Regions from separate parts of the Homo sapiens genome. Here region 1 is linked to region 2. A link is an interaction called in ENCODE POLR2A ChIA-PET data of the cell type or tissue named here. Cell type or tissue: Caco-2. All regions are shown on one strand. Links, peaks and the distances in the headings refer to the core of each region. The heading gives the core; the rest is flanking DNA. Region 1 overlaps ARID3A (AT-rich interaction domain 3A). Region 2 holds the start of LINC01836 (long intergenic non-protein coding RNA 1836).

The links. ChIA-PET counts read pairs that join two places held together with the same protein. Peaks named below come from ENCODE experiments on the same cell type or tissue, not always from the same donor. Only the 100,000 strongest peaks of a DNase experiment are listed, where the experiment ranks them.
Region 1: POLR2A ChIA-PET joins it to region 2 with 8 read pairs; 4 of 35 experiments call an interaction of 5 or more read pairs at or near these places.

What each region holds. Positions count from the first base shown.
Region 1 is chr19:960,269-965,631 of GRCh38, reverse strand. ARID3A (AT-rich interaction domain 3A) reads right to left here. Exons shown (of 9, transcript NM_005224.3): 5 at 1,201-1,384; 6 at 552-799. Among named protein-coding and RNA genes, the nearest start is that of WDR18, 21 kb to the left of the region's middle. RefSeq lists a silencer at 434-611 and an enhancer at 2,305-2,823. In Caco-2, for the core only: no CTCF peak of the experiment used is centred there; DNase peaks (open chromatin) are centred at 3,191 and 4,471; H3K4me3 peaks cover 239 bases.
Region 2 is chr19:780,155-785,517 of GRCh38, reverse strand. It overlaps LINC01836 (long intergenic non-protein coding RNA 1836), which reads right to left and starts at 2,722. Exons shown (of 2, transcript XR_001753829.3): 1 at 2,188-2,722; 2 at 1-703. LOC101928450 (a long non-coding RNA gene) reads left to right here and starts at 2,910. Exons shown (of 2, transcript NR_187752.1): 1 at 2,910-3,314; 2 at 4,281-4,516. RefSeq lists an enhancer at 2,596-3,169. In Caco-2, for the core only: no CTCF peak of the experiment used is centred there; DNase peaks (open chromatin) are centred at 1,917, 2,787 and 3,167; H3K4me3 peaks cover 3,104 bases.

The DNA.
Region 1 (5,363 bases), core at 179-5,178, 180 kb before region 2:
GCCTCGACCTCCTGGGCTCAACCCATCTGACCACCTCAGCTTCCTGGGTAGCTGGGACCACAGGTGCACGTTGCCACGCCCAGCTAATTTTTTTTTTTTTTTTTGAGATGGGGTCTCACTATGTTGCCCAGATGAGAAATGGTAACTCAGACAGGCAAACTGAGGTGACACTGCTGTGTGTGCTGTTGGTACCTCTGTGTTATGGAGGATTCAGAGGCTCAGTGGGAGGGAAAACTGATCAACTGATGATGCCTGCCTCAGTGTAGACTGGAAAAACAGTGATCAATTAGTAATGTCTGCCTTGGCCACAGGACTGGAAACACAGATTGATTAGCAATGTCTGCCTGCCACCTGTGTGGAATTAGAAAATGGTGATGGATTGGTAATGTCTGCCATAGGCAGAGGACTGGTAGATTGGAAGCCCTTTTCCATGCCAACTATAGGGTTTTTCATCCTGGTTACCCAGAGAGGGGAAGAGGTATCCCCCAAGGTCAGACAGCCAGGCTGAAGCTCAGTTGGGAACACGCCCCAGGCCCCATACAGGCCCTTACCTTTCTTGATCTTAGGGGCGGGGGTGATGGAGCTGCCATTGGTGCTTGCGGCCAGGCCCAGGGAGGACACGGGTAGCTTGGGTGAGGAGAGCATGCCGTGTGCCCCGCCTGGCGAGTAGGCAAAGAGGGAGCCACCAAAGCTCTGGCGCCGGCCCTCCCGTCGGTTGCTGTCTATGGCTGCCTGGAGCTCATTGGGGTTACTGAGGCCCCGCTTCTCACACTCGTAGGGGTACAGGTACTTCATGTATCTGTGGGTGGGACGAGGGAAGAGGATGGCACCCGGGTCACCCCTACGGCTCTCTTTGGCCTTCAGTACAAAGTAAACCCCACTGTGGCACCACCATCCCTGGTTCTTCCCTTGGACTTGCTCAGCAGCCCCCAGAGCTGCTGGGCCTTTGCCCATTCCCTCCATCTCAATGCTGTTCCTCGCAATGGCCCCTGATTGCACAACCCCAGAGACTGTGTGGTCCTCGCACCCCTACTTGACGCTCTCGGGCCCTGGACGCACGGTGTGGCCCTGTGCCCTTTGCGGCTGCCCACTGCCCCCTCCTCTGCAGCTGCCCACCACCCCCTCCCTCTTCTGCAGGCCCCTTGCACTGGCTGCTCAGAGTGCCCTGGCCCGACCTCGGCACAACCGTCCGCCACTCACTGGGTCCGCAGGGTGAAGGCTGCACTGGTGATGGACGTGGGCAGGTTGAGGCCCTTGGTGATCTCACGCCACAGCTTCTTGTTGATGACCTCCACGAGGCCGCCCTTCTCCGTCACCAGCACGTACAGCATGAACAGGTCAAGGACCTGTTTGGCCATGATGGGGATGCGGTTCACAGGTGTCCCTGGGGGAAGGGGCGAGAGGGAGGTTGGGGGCCACCTGGGCACTGCAGGGAGCCGAGTGTCCTGGCCTCCGCCCTCTCCATGCCAGGAGCACTCCCCCGCCCAGGCTGTGACAACCACAGATGTCTCCAGACATTGCCCAGGGCCCTCTGTGGGTGCAGGATCATCCAGGCTGGGAACCTCTGCTCGAGAGGGTGCAGAGGGGGCAGCTCTGCCTCGGTTTATCCACCAGTAACCTGGGCTTAGGGACAGCGCAGCCCTCGGGAGGAGGGTTACTGAGAGGAGGGACGTGCGGGAGACGCCCGGATCTTTGTTATTCCTTCTCCACGCCACACACCACGGCAGCTGCCAAAACAACTCTGCCTATGTTCCCAGAGGCCTGTTCCCTCCACACTGACAGGGGCTCTGCAGCCTCAGGCAGGCAAGGGGTAAAGCCTGGCTTACCCAATTTCAAGTCTGGAGAATGGAGGGCTGTGGACTGGCCTAGGGAGGGGAAGGGGATGGGCTAGCCCCGACATGGGGGGTTGGGCTAGCCCAGGAGGAGAGGGTTGTGGGCTACGCTATGCCAGGGAGGGAAAGGGGGAGGATTAGCCTAGGCAGGGGAAGGGCGGTAGGTGGGCTGGCCCAGGAAGAAGAGGCGGCTGGGCTGACTCAGGTTCCTGCCCCTCAACTCCTGGAGCCGGCTGCAGACGTGGCCCCTCCCCGCCCTTCCAGCCCTACCTGCCCCCTCCAGGGCTCTCCCAGGCTGCCCCTGCACCAGGAGCCTCTGGCTTCAGATGTCAGCTCCACCTCTGCCCAGCCCCTCCCTGGCCTGACAGTAGGCAAGACCCACTTAAACCTATCGTTCTGTCCGTGAAATTCTGCACTTAGGAGATCAATTGTGTACAGTCTGTGGCCCCCACCCCATGTTCTGCCTACGTGGGGTCCCAGCACTCAGTGGCATACAGTAGGCGCTCAGTGAAGACCAGTGAGGGCAGGTGGCCCAGGCCATAGCTGCTGCCCACTCACCATGGGGTGGGAGGGGACGCCCATCGCCCTGTTAGGGATGGGGACGTGGACATCGAGGTTCTGGGATGTGACTGGCTGGAGAGCGGGTGCAGCCCTGAGTGAGCAGCCGGCCCTCTGCCTGGTCGAGGCCTGCTACCCCCGGAACCCCCGGTGTCTGACCTTCCAGAAACACCTCCCACCACCCTCCGCCACTTCCAGGCCCTTCCCAGGTTGCAAAACCCCCAGTGAATGGAGGAGATCCCAGGTTGGAGGAAGACGGGCCTCAGACCCGATCCCACCTGAAACCCACTTTACAGCCTGGGCGAGAGGAGCCGCGCCGGGTTTCAGCTGCAGGATCGGCCCGGAAACCTGCCCAGAGCCTCCGCCCGGCCCCACTCGGGACACCAGTTTAGGCCTCAGAGTTTGCAAAGTAAAAGTAACGGCATCAGGCCGGGCGCGGTGGCTCAAGCCTGTCATTCCAGCACTTTGGGAGGCTGAGGCGGGCGGATCACCCAAGGTCAGGAGTTCGAGACCAGCCTGGCCAATAGGGAGAAACCCTGTCTCTACTAAAAATACAAAAATTAGCCGGGCGTGGTGGCGGGCGCCTGTAATCCCAGCTACTCAGGAGGCTGAGGCAGGGGAATCACTTGAACCTGGGAGGTGGAGGTTGCAGAGAGCCGAGACCCCGCCATTGCACTCCAGCCTCAGCAACAAAAGCAAAACTCTGTCTCAAAAAAAAAAAAAAAAAAGGATCAGCAGCAGAGGGTTGGTTCCCAGGGCCACGCCCTGGCTCTGCAGTGGGCGGGAGGAGGATGTTTACAGAAGGAGCTGGGAGCATCACCAGGGCCCGTCGTGGGGCCCAGATAAGGAAGGGTGGGGAGGTTGTCAGGGAACAGCAGGTCAGGTGGTCCAGCTGCTGCTGCTGAGGGGAGAGGGTGTGGTCAGGACCCCTCCCTCACTTCTAGCCCCCAGAGAATTCTGAGAAATTTAGTTAGAGTTTTTTACTTTGTGACACAGGGGAAAAAAAAAATTATTTCTCTCTGTCTGGAGTGAAGGAGAGGAAGATTGTGAAGTCTAGGGTGATGGGCAGGTTCACCTGACGGATTCTCAGCTCCAAGGGCCCCCATTACAGAGCAGGAAGCTCCTGGAGGAAGCCAAGGAAGAGGGAGCTTTGAGGCTGGGTTTTGAGGGACGCATAGGAGCTCGCTGTCTCCTGTCCTGTAGGAATTCCCAGCTTGGAGAGGGAGGTAAAGCTGGACACCAACCCTCACGGCCCCACGTGCCACGGGCCCCCATCTCACCCACACTCATGAGCAGCCTACCATGCCTGCTTTTTGTTTGTTTGAGACGGGGGCTCCCTCTGTCACCCAGGCTAGAGTGCAGTGCTGCAATCTCGGCTCACTGCAACCTCTGCCTCCTGGATTCAAGCAATTCTCCTGCCTCAGCCTCCCAAGTAGCTGGGATTACAGGCGCCTGCCACCACGCCTGGTCAATTTTTGTACTTTTAGTAGAGACGGGGTTTCACCATGTTGGCCAGGCTGGTCTTGAACTCCTGACCTCAAGTGATCCACCTGCCTCGGCCTCCCAAAGTGCTGGGATTACAGGTGTGAGCCACCATGCCCAGCCCTCACCGTGCTTTCTAAGTACCCCCAGGACACCAGGCACTGTACCAGGCACGGGTAACAGCAAAACGGGTTGGCTTTGGACCCAGGAGCTCGGAGCCCCACAGCAGAGTGGTCAGGGCTGAGCAGGTGCGAACAGGATGATAAAGGGTCATGGGGAGGATCTGTCCAGCCTCACAGGGGGCAGTGGGCCCTGGTCAAGCCTGGCCTTGGAGGATAACACAGGAGGGGCCCCCGCCCAGGTCCCGGGTCTGGATCCTCTGTTCCCAGCACGGGAGGGGTTAACTCGGAGGCCGCTGGGCAGTGTGGGCCAGGGGGCCCACAACCCTCCTCCTCCTTCCCTTCCGGGCGGCTGGCAGTGGCGGGTCTGGGGCCTGTGTTTATAGAAGCCAGGGGAGGGGTGGGCGGAGGCTGGGACACAGCGGGCCCCTGTGACGGCCCCAAGTGCAGGGACAGAGCCCTCTGCCCCACCCCTTCCGACCTCTGTGGGCCCCAAGGCCTCCTCCCCCGTCTGAACAGTGGGGATCGGAGCTAGCTCCCTGCCCTAGAGGAGTGTCCAGGGGGGTTGGGGCGGCTCCTACCTGGCAGCAGACGCTCCTAGGACCCTCTCCGGCCGACGAGGACTTGGAGGCGAGACGGAAGCCCTTGCCGCACTCTCTCTGCCCCGTGGTCACTCTAAGCTGGGGTGGGGCCTGGGAATGGCCGCTGGGACACCCCGGCTACCCTTGGTCGTCTGAGTCTGTCTTGTGTCTGGACCTCAGTTTCCCCACCTGGACACCAGCCCAGACCTGCCCTCTCTAGGCCAGGAGACTTTGGGGGCACAGAGCCTGGTATACCGTTGGTGCCCAATAAGTGTGCACAGTAAACAGCGGCCCTGCACTCAGCACATCTGGGGTACCTGCTGGCCACTGAGTTTTGGGCAGGGACTGTTTGTGGCCCGTTTTTACAGATGGGGAAACTGAGGCCCTGGTGGGAAGAGGGGAGGGGCCAGGACTCAAATGTCGCATTGGCCGCCATGAGATCATTAGACTCTAAGCCATCTCGCGGCCGGGCGGGGGGCTTCTGTCCTGCCGCACCTGCACCCACCTGGCCAGCCCGAATCTGACCCCACTCCCTAAACACAGAGGCTGGTTCCACTCCCCCATTACCCAGTAGTGGGGACCCCCACTTCACTGCACCCTGGATGCTAAGGAGATGACCTGGACTGTCTGTTCTGGGTTGGGGCCCTGAGACTGCCCTGCCCCCCACCAAGGGACCTACCCCTTAGACTCACAGGCGTGCCTCCCGCGTCAAACCTCCATGGCAGGATGTGTTTCCCCCCAAGACACCCCTGAAGTCCCTCCCGATTTAGGAGCCTTGGATGCCTCCAGCC
Region 2 (5,363 bases), core at 105-5,104:
GTGTAGTCCCAGCTACTCGGGAGGCTGAGGCAGGAGAATTGCTCAAACCCAGGAGGCGGAGGTTGCAGTGAGCCGAGATCACACCACTGCACTCCATCCTGGGCAACAGAACAAGACTCCATCTCAAAATAATAATAATAATAATAATAATAATAATAATAATAAATAAATAAATAAAAATAAAAGAGCTGGCAACAAAGGAGAAATCTAACATCCCCAAACAATCTAGAGGTAACAAGTGGTTAGTATTTTGGATGTTATAGAGGTTTTTTTTTTTTCAGACGGAGTTTCACTCTTGTTGCCCAGGCTGGAGTGCAATGGCACAATCTCAGCTCACCGCAACCTCCGCCTCCCGGGTTCAAGCGATTCTCCTGCCTCAGCCTCCCGAGTAGCTGCGCCACCACGCCTGGCTAATTTTGTATTTTTAGTAGAGACGGGGTTTCTCCACGTTGGTCAGGCTGGTCTCGAACTCCCGACCTCAGGTGATCCGCCTGCCTCAGCCTCCCAAATGCTGGTATTACAAGCGCGCCCGGCCTGGAAACATCACTTTGAACACTTGCAGACCGTCCTTCCTCCTCCTGGTCATCTTCCAGATGCAGGAGCTGGTAGCTGAGGGTGTCATCTGTGGGGCCACAGTCCTCTGTGGCCGGGCAGTGCTGCCCCTGGCGTTGGCCCCTCATTCTGCTGGTCCAGCAGTTCCTTCCTGGGGACGTGCAGGGGGAACACAGGCCCTGGCATCGGACACGCAGTCAGCGCACACAGACCCGTCCATCCAGCGCCAATGCCACATTCCACACATGCCAACAGCACCTCCCTCCTGTCCCTGCCATCGTCCCCAACCCCGCACACCAGCCGCCCCTTTGAAGTCCTCAAGCCTTCCTATCACAACAGCAGAGCCTGACAAACAAGAAGAAAAGCCAGGGCCAGGCACTGTGGCTCACGCCTGTAATCCACCAACCTGGGATGTCGAGGTGAGAGAATCACTTGAGCTCAGGAGTTCAAGACCAGCCTGGGCAACGTGGCGAGACCCCATCCGGAAATTTTTTTTTTTTTTTTTTGAGATGGATTCTCCCTCTGTCGCCCAGGGGCACGATCTCACCTCACTGCAACCTCTGCTTCCCGGGTTCAAGTGATTGTCCTGCCTCAGCCTCCGGAGTAGCTGGGATTACATGTGCGCCACCACACCTGGCTAATTTTTGTATTTTTAGTAGAGACAGGGATAGTCTCAAACTCCTGACCTCTAGTGATCTGTCCGCCTCAGCTTCCCAAATTGCTGGGATTACAAGAGTGAGCCACCGTGCCTGGCTGCTAAAGTTTTTTTTTTTTTTTTTTAATTAGCTGGGCGTGCTGGCGTATGCCTGTGGTCCCAGCTACTCAGGAGGCTGAGGCAGGAGGATCACTTGAGCCCAGGAGGTCGAGGCTGCAGTGGGATGTGATCTTGCCACTGCACTCCAGCCTGGGTGACACAGCGAGACCCTGTCTCTACAAAAATAAATAAATAAACAATGGGCCGGGCGCAGTGGCTCACGCCTGTAATCCCAGCACTTTGGGAGGCCGAGGTGGGTGGATCACAAGGTCAGGAGTTCGAGACCAGCCTGGCTAACATGGCGAAACCCCGTCTCTACTAAAAATGCAAAAATTAGCCAGACGTGGTGGCTCATGCCTGTAATCCCAGCTACTTGGGAGGCTGAGGCAGGAGAATCGCTTCCACCTGGGAGGCGGAGGTTGTGGTGAGCCGAAGTTGCGACACTGCACTCCAGCCTGGGCGACAAGAGGGAAACTCTGTCTCAAAAAAAAAAAAAAAAAAAATTTAGCCGGGCGTAGTGGCATATGCCTGTAGTCCCAGCTACTTAGGAGATTGAGGCAGGAGGCTCATTTGTGCCATTGGGGTCAGGGCCGCAGCAAACTATGATTACGTCACTGCGCTCCAGCCTGGGCAACAGAGCGAAATTCCAGGAAGGAAGGAAGGAAGGAAGGAAGGCCACAGTGATCCTTTCCCTGCCACCCCGAGCTTCTGGGTCGAGCCAACAGGGTTAAAATTCCCGGGCATCTTCCTAGAGGAAAATTCTAGAATCCGTTGGGCCACTGCAGGCCCCATCGCCTTCTATCCATCACCCCTGGATTTCTGGGCAGCTTCCTTTTTTTTGCTTGTGATAAAATAGGTCCTAACAATAAAAACAAACATACCCAGGTGCCCATGTTTATCTCCACGGCGCAGCCTCCGGGTTCTGGAATTTTCTTGGTCACTTCCAGATATTGTAGAGAATTCCGGAAGAGCACCGCAGACAGCCCAGGCGCGGCCCGGCCGAGGCTTAAACACGTTTTCTTAAATCACCAGATTCCGCCACCAACCTGCAAAGTTCATGGTTTTTTTCTCTCTGCGAAACTCTTGCCTTTGAAACCTCCTGCAGGGGTTCCTGTACCCCCAGAGATTGAACAATTCAAAACCTTCAGGACCCCTGTCCGGAGGCCCCCAAATCCCCTTTGGTGAGGGCTGCGGCCGGCGAGGAAAGGGCGCTTGACCCTGTCACGAAAGCAAATTCGGTCGGGTCCTCCAGAACCACCTTCTCATTTTCTCCTGTTTACCTCACAGCCAAGAATGAGATAATAAAACAGAGAAAGAAATAGAGACGGGAGGGTTGGGGGCAGTTTCCACGGTTTCTTCAAGCACAGTTCCTGCAGGGTTGTCTGGTTTGCACAGAGAGGCTGTTGGCTCCTGGACGTGGGTCCTTGGGGGACCTTCGATTTCTCGCCGGGTCCAGGGTGGCCCCGGCGGGAGGAGGACCTCGCCCACATTCCTGGGATTCCTTCTCTCCTTCCCACATTGTTTGTTTGTTGACTTTAAATTGGACTCTGCCAGGAATTCCTTTTCCTCTTGGGTTTAGTGGTGAGCAGGAGGGACTTAGCATATCACAGAGCCCCCGGCAGCCAAGCTACCGGGTGTCCTGGCCCCCTTCAGTTCCCTCCCTTGTCCTCCTCGAGGACCCCCCAACTCAGGCACCCACACCACGGGGGGCTGCGGGACCCCGAGCCTCACTCGTGCCACCGGCCACCCAGCGTCCCCTGCATCTTCCCCGGGGACTCACACACCGCCTCGAGGCCACTCCGCCCCTCCGGATGGATGTCCAAGCCTCCAGCCAGGGCCCCTTCCCTGCTTCATCTCCAGGGTTGACGGAGGTCGAAGGAGCACATGTCTGCTTGCAGGGCACGCCAGGTCCTGATGGACACTGACGTCTAGACCTAGACGGTGGCTCAGCCTGAACCCTGGACGGCCTGGAGCACAGCCATGCAACTGCTTCTAAGACAAAACCGAGGTGGGGATTAAAGCTACCCTCCCAGGCCGCCTGGCTGGAAACTCATCCCCCTCTGTCCCCAGCCCCTGCAGCCCCCATCACTGCCGCTGACAGCCGCAGGGTGTGGCTCACAGAGGGACAGCAGGGAGGGAGAGACGGACGGGGTGGGATCCTGGGGGCCTGTGGCCTTCAGAGCGTCTCACTGCCCCAGCCTTGATGGGGTTGTCTGTAGAGCGGGGATTCAGCTGCCTGGTCTGTGGCGACTGTCCGGTGGCCCAGGGGGTGGACGTGACTCTCCTGTGCGACTTTGTTTTTCTGAGACGGAGTCTTGCAGTGGCGCGATCTCGGCTCACTGCAACCCTCGCCTCCCGGGTTCAAGCGATTCTCTTGCCTCAGCCTCCCGAGCAGCTGGGACTACAGGTGTGTGCCACCACACCGGCCTAATTTTCTTTTCTTTTCTTTTCTTTTCTTTTTATTTTTTGAGACGGAGTTTCACTCTTTCGCCCAGGCTGGAGTGCAGTGGCGTGATCTCAGCTCACTGCAAACTCCGCCTCTCGGGTTCAGGCCATTCTCCTGCCTCAGCCTCCTGAGTAGCTGGGACCACAGGCGCCTGCCACCACGCCCAGCTAATTTTTTTTTTTGTATTTTTTAGTAGAGACGGGGTTTCACCCTGTTAGCCAGGATGGTCTCGATCTCCTGACCTCATGATCCGCCCGCCTCAGCCTCCCAAAGTGCTGGGATAACAGGCGTGAACCACCATGCCCAGCCACGCCCAGCTAATTTTCTGTATTTTAGTAGAGATGGGATTTCACCATGTTGCCCAGGCTGGTCTTGAACTCCTGGGTCCAGGCAGTCTGCCCACCTTGGCCTCCCAAAGTACTGAGATTACAGGCATGAGCCACCGGGCCTGGCCCCACGGTGTGACTTTGACCTCCTCATGGGAGGAAAAAGCAGGATGAAGCGGGGATGATGTCTGTCGGTCCTCAGCAGGAGCATCTGCCAACGTCTCCACATTGTGGACCTGAGATTGTTCTCCGGAAGCTGCAGTCGGAGCATCGCCAGGCCCAGCCCTGGGTCCTCCACCCGGGCCACTGCCTCTCAGGCGGCCTCTCCCTGCCCCCGCCCCTCCGGGGCCCCACAGGGCGGCCAGTGCAGACCTGGGTGTGCAACGGCCCCATCAGCGTTTGTTTCATGAACAAATAAATGTCTAAATTCAGGACCCATCCAGGAGTCCCCTTTTTCTTTCAGTGAGATGAAGTTCCTATAACATAGAATTCCAGTGTGGGCAGCCGGGCACGGTGGCTCACGCCTGTCATCCCAGCACTTTGGGAGGGCGAGGCGGGCGGATCACTTGAGGTCAGGAGTTCAAGACCACCCCGACCAACATGATGAAACCCCATCTCTACTAAAAATACAAAATTAGCCGGGTGTGGTGGCGGGCACCTGTAATCCCAGCTACTCCAGAGGCTGAGGTGGGAGAATCGCTTGAAGCAGGGAGGCAGAAGTTTTGGTGGGTCAAGATCGTGCCGCTGCACTCCAGCCTGGGCAACACAGAGAGACCTCAAAAAAAAAAATTCCAGCGTGGCAACATAGCAAGACCCCATCTCTATTAAAAATAAAAGGCTAGGCTGGGCGCAGTGGCTCACACCTGTAATCCCAGCACTTTGGGAGGCCGAGGCAGGCTGATCACGAGGTCAGGAGATCAAGACTATCCTGGCTAACACGGCGAAACCCCATCTCTACTAAAAATACAAAAAATTAGCCGGGTGTGGTGGCGGGCGCCTGTAGTCCCAGCTACTCGGGAGGCTGAGGCAGGAGAATGGCGTGAACCCGGGAGGTGGAGCTTGCAGTGAGCTGAGATCGTGCCACTGCACTCCAGCCTGGGCGACAGAGCGAGACTCCGTCTCAAAAAAAACCCACAAACAACAAACAAACAAACAAAACCAACAACAACAACAAAAAGAAAAAAAGAAATGTCCAGGACAGACAGACCAAGCCACAGAGACAGGAAGGGGATGCATGGATTCTCAGGGATGGGGAGGGGATGGGGAGTGACAGATGATGCCCCAA